Linked DNA regions of Homo sapiens: region 1 is linked to region 2. A link is a loop called in an ENCODE intact Hi-C map of the cell type or tissue named here. Cell type or tissue: natural killer cell. All regions are shown on one strand.

Region 1 (2,500 bases), 50 kb after region 2:
TGCATGTGCGTGCAGGGTCCTCACCCCGTGTGTGTTGGGGAGGTGGTCCTCACACTCCATACGTGCCACCAGGACACAGTGGGCCCGGGGGGCCAGTCTCAGCCCAGTCGACATGGCCACCCCCAGCACTAAGGTGCCCTCGCTGTGCAGGGCATCAGCAACTTTGATGGGTTTTCATTTAACATTCTCTTTATCACAATTACTTTGAAAACTATTCAGTGCAGTTATTAATCATTGAGTAATTATTATCTGCTCTTATATTAATTATCTGGCCATCGGGAATGTTACCAAGATTTAAAATTTTTAATTGTTAATAATATTTCCTGGACGTGGCAGAGGTTTCCTGCATCTCCACACATTCCCTCCCTGCTCTCGGTGAGGCTGGCTGTGGCTCCCCTGTTGTGGGGAGCGCCCACTCTCGCTGGCACCGCCTGCAGGTTGCCCCCATCAGTTCATCCTGGGCCCTGAGCAGGGCTCTGGGCAGGCCTAGGTGACTGAACCCTCCCTCTAGCTGCCCCCACTGAGCCCTGGGGTGCCCATGCTCACGAGCCCTGTGGCCGATGCAGGTCCTCAGTGGCCCCCAGGATGGGGCCGCCCTGGCACCGAGGCCTGCCGGGATTGCAGTGGGAGGCTGTGAAGCCCCTGCCACTTGAGAGGTGGCATCAGTGGCCTGCTGTGCTAGGTCAGCCCCAGCTGCAGATCCCAGGCTGCTGCGCTCCCACAGGGCCCCCGCCCAGCCCCGCAGCGGTCTCTAGTGTCCTCATCAGCTCTGTGACCAGCAGCCTCAGGGAGCCACAGGAGACAGGAGACCCTCCACTGGGTGCACACAGACAGGCCTGGAGAGGACAGGATGGGCCACATGGACGGCTGGCTGGGGCTGCGGAGCCCAGGGGTGGTGCCGCAGGCACTGGGAGGTGGCGTTATGTGACCACGGCAGCCTAAGACCACCACTGTGGGCCCAAGCTCGCAGCTCGCTTCCCACTATTCTCAGCAAGAGGACACAGGCTACCCCTTGAGGCCAGCCCACAGCTCTCTTACCAGGCAGCACCTTACCGCCCCTCACTGTGTCCTGTCGCTCTGCTCTTGTGGCCTGCTGTGCAGCAGGCACCACGTCACCCGTTCATAGATGAGCAAGCCAAGGCTCGGGGCAGGAGACCAGTGCAGCAGGCTCTCACCACCTCATGGGAGCAGGCTCTGCACACGGCATGCTCTCCAGCCCCTTTGGCTGAGTGCCCAGCCCCGACCCCAAGCTGCCCCGCTGGCTATCCAAGCACTGGGTGGAGTCCGGAGGGGAGAATGGTTAGGTGCCTCCTCTGGGTGGCCCTTCACTTTAGGGAGGCCAGGAGGCTGTGCTCCAACCTAAGTGGAGGTGGTTGTGGCTGCCCCTGCCCCTTCTCCTGCCCCTGCCCCTCCTCCCACCCCTGCCTGCTTCCTCTGCTCCAGCTCAGTCAAGAAGCGTGGGGAGCTGCTGAGACAGAAGGGGGCCGGGGAGAATGCCCACGGCATGAAGTCCTCGAGACCTCCCTGAGCCTCCCCCTCCCCACTCCACAATGCACACCCCATAAAGACCTTTGTCAGGCATCCCCTCCAATGCAATCAGACCAGCGTGGAGCCTCCTGTGCCTGAGGAACTAGTCCCAAGCAATGGCAGCCCTCAAACCCACTGTGGGCTTGTCAGCATGGTGCTGTGACAGTGCTGATGACAGTAGTGAGGATGGGCTCAGTCACAGCGACCATAGTGATGGAGGTGTGGTGATGGTGATGGTGATGGTGATGGTGATGGTGATGGTAACGATGGTGATGGTGGTGGTGATAGTGATGGTGATGGTGGTGGTGGTGGTGATGGTGATGGTGATGGTAACGATGGTGATGGTGGTGGTGATAGTGATGGTGATGGTGGTGGTGGTGATGGTGGTGGTGGTGGTAGTGATGGTGATGGTGGTGGTTCTGATGATGGTGGTGGTGATGGTGGTTGTGGTGGTGATGGTGGTAGTGATGGTGGTGGTGCTGGTGGTGGTGGTGGTAGTGATGGTGGTGGTGGTGGTGATGGTGGTGGTGGTGGTAGTGGTGGTAGTGATGGTGGTGGTGGTGGTAGTGATGGTGGTGGTGGTGGCAGTGGTAGTGATGGTGGGGATAGTGATGGTGGTGATGGTGGTAGTGATGGTGGTGGTGGTAGTGATGGTGGTGGTGGTGGTAGTGATGGTGGTGGTGGTGGTGGTGGTAGTGATGGTGATGGTGGTGGTGGTGGTGGTAGTGATGGTGATGGTGGTGGTGGTGGTAGTGATGGCAGTGGTGGTGGTGGAAGTGATGGTGATGGTGGTGGTGGTAGTGATGGTGGTGGTGGTGGTGGTAGTGATGGTGGTGGTGGTGGTGATGGTGGTAGTGGTGGGGTGGTGGTAGTGATGGTGATGGTGGTGGTGGTGGTAGTGATGGCAGTGGTGGTGGTGGAAGTGATGGTGATGGTGGTGGTGGTAGTGATGGTGGTGGTGGTGGTGGTAGTG
Region 2 (2,500 bases):
AGGAAGCAGTTCCCAGAGGTATGGGTTCTGTCACTAGAGGGAGTGGCCTCCAGGGCTGCAAGCCTCCCCCAGGGCTGCAAGCTGATGGAGGAGCTCCCGGCCCAGAGGCCCAGACCCTGGCCTTCGAGGATGGCAGCCCTGTCCCCCAGTGAAGCAAGGTCTCAGGCCACCAGACCAGCTACTCATCTGCTGGGACGGTGACACAGGATGGGCAGAAGCCTAGAGGAGTGGAAAGGCATCATGTCCCACTTACTGCAGGAAACTGAGGCTCAGGGGTTGCAGGCTTAGGCCAAGGAGCAAGGACTTGCTGTGTCTGGCCTCAGTGGGGCCTGTGTGACCTCAAAGGGAACCCCTGAATTCTGAGAGCCCCCAGGGCAGGCGTTTTGGAAATGCTGCTCCCCCTAGCGTGGGGATGTGACTGAAGATGGATCTAAGGATGGGACATTGCATTGGGCCCTGGCAGGGCCCTTAGATGGACCACTCTCCTCCCCTCCCTCCCCCGCCGTGACCCCCCCATACAGTCACCCTGTGCAGGGGGAGCATGCCATCTTTGGCTTCACCTCCTTTCCTGCCTTTTCTCACCCACTTGTGGATGAAGAGTGAGGCCCACCCACATCACCTGGGTCCACCAAGTGGCAGGGTAGCTGCCAGCTAATGGGACCCTCGGTGACAGGAGGAGCATCTGCCCAGGCAGGGGAGGGTCATAAGAGATCAGGAGCTCTCGCAGGAGTTATCACAGGCAGAGACCACAACATTAGCAAAGGCCTGGAGGCTGGACCCAGTGCAGCACCAGGTTCTGGACCTGGAGCAGCCTCCTGAGCCTGAAGGGTCAGGTCGGGGCCCAGGGAGGAGCGGCTGCCAGAGAGAAACTGAGGCAGAGAGGGCAAAACAGCCTCGGGTCACACGGCTGCTCTGTGGAGGGGTGGGATTTGCACCCAGCTCCCCTGAGGCCTGGTTCCACAGCTGTCAGTGGACTCTCAGGGAGACCTAGACCCAGCACTGCACCCTCAGGCCCCAGCCCCGTGTAGTGCTTCTGCAACCACCTCACCTGTGTAAGATCTCAGGGATCCTGCTGGGGCCACCGCCACACTCCTCCTGTCTCAAGAATCAAAGATCGAGGCAATCCTGATTCCAGCTGATGGGATGCCACCTCAGGCCTCCAGCCTTGCGCCCAGGGCCTGGGCCCCACATGCCTCAGTTTACTCTCTCCTTCTTGTCTGGAGTCTGTGGACACGCCCTGGTGGCCAGCCTGCTGGGTAGGGTGGAGGCAGGTCCACCATCCACCTGCCTCATCAGGGGCCAGGACCCACCACCCGCCTTGCCCTTGAATCCCACCCTCCCACTTCCTATGGGCTGCCATGCTGGCAGTGACCTCCCCCAGGACTGCGATGCCCTCCAGCACTAATAATGTGATGCACCAGACAGCACCTATTCCCTGAAGACGCGGGGCCATGACTGTAGGTGAAATGGAATCCTTCCCCTGCCTCCTATGAGTTGTGCCCTTTTCTTTGAAAATTGCCTTGCGTGTGACTTGCCGCCCTTTCTGCCTTTCCTCCAAGTCTCGGGAGCAGGGCCGAGTCCACACTGGTTTACGAGACCTCGAGGAGCTGTTCTGTGCCCTGGGTAGCAAATGTTTCTTTCTAAGAAAATCTTTCTAACAGTCCTCGAGGCACTTCAATGCTTCAGCATCCTGGGAGACCAGCCCCAAGCAAGGTGGGGAAGTGACAGAGGACACCGTGCCCCTGTGCCCAATGCCACCCAAGTCTGCAGGTGACACAAATCCACAGCACAGAGTCAGAGCACGGGGGGTGACGGCAGAGCCGCCAGGCAGCTGTGCCCCATGCTGGCGTGGGGCTATGGGCAGTCACCTTGGTCGGTCCTCAGCAGCCCCGTGACAGGGACCTGCAGGCGGGAATCTGAGCGGTGGAAGGAGCAGTGTGGGGCTCAAACCCACCTGGGCTAAGAGAGGACACCCCGCCCCCATGGGAGGGTCCCACAGGCAAAGCTCCTGTTCCAGAACCACAGGCCCATCCCACCCAAAGTCGGGAGGTGCTCCAGGTCTCTGGGGAGGGGGTGCCAGGAGAACCAGGCAGAGGTTCGGATTCCGCCAGGGACCAGTGCCTGCCCCGAAGACCCCCCTCATGGTTCCTGCCTGCCCCAGGCTAGAGCTGGCTCCCTGAGTGACAGCAATTAGGACCACGGCTGGCAGAGCAGCCCACACCCCCAAAGCACCTGACGTGGCAGCAGCTCCCTGGGGGCCGTCGCGCTCCGGCTGTGGCTGAGGCGCTTGGAATCGGTTTCTTTCTGCTGTAAAAATGGAAACATCCCCTATGTGAGAAACAAGCTGGCGAGGAGAACGCTGCTGCCAAATCACACCCGCGGTGGGGCGCATGGCGGCCGGGGGCCCCCAGGCCTGCCAGGCAAGAAGGGCTTCGTGCACGGGGGTGGGGAGCCAGGAACCTGGGGGTGCAGGGGCGAGGTGCAGACCCCCCCAGCCAGA

Evidence for each region. Hi-C counts contacts between places; a loop is a spot of excess contacts. Peaks named below come from ENCODE experiments on the same cell type or tissue, not always from the same donor. Only the 100,000 strongest peaks of a DNase experiment are listed, where the experiment ranks them.
Region 1: it touches region 2 in a loop (1.9-fold over the local background); 11 of 110 quality-filtered maps call a loop at or near these places.

Annotation. Positions count from the first base shown.
Region 1 is chr22:20,163,726-20,166,225 of GRCh38, reverse strand. No RefSeq gene overlaps it. Among named protein-coding and RNA genes, the nearest start is that of CCDC188, 14 kb to the right of the region's middle. In natural killer cell, no CTCF peak of the experiment used is centred here; no DNase peak of the experiment used is centred here.
Region 2 is chr22:20,213,842-20,216,341 of GRCh38, reverse strand. No RefSeq gene overlaps it. Among named protein-coding and RNA genes, the nearest start is that of LINC00896, 8.8 kb to the right of the region's middle. In natural killer cell, no CTCF peak of the experiment used is centred here; no DNase peak of the experiment used is centred here.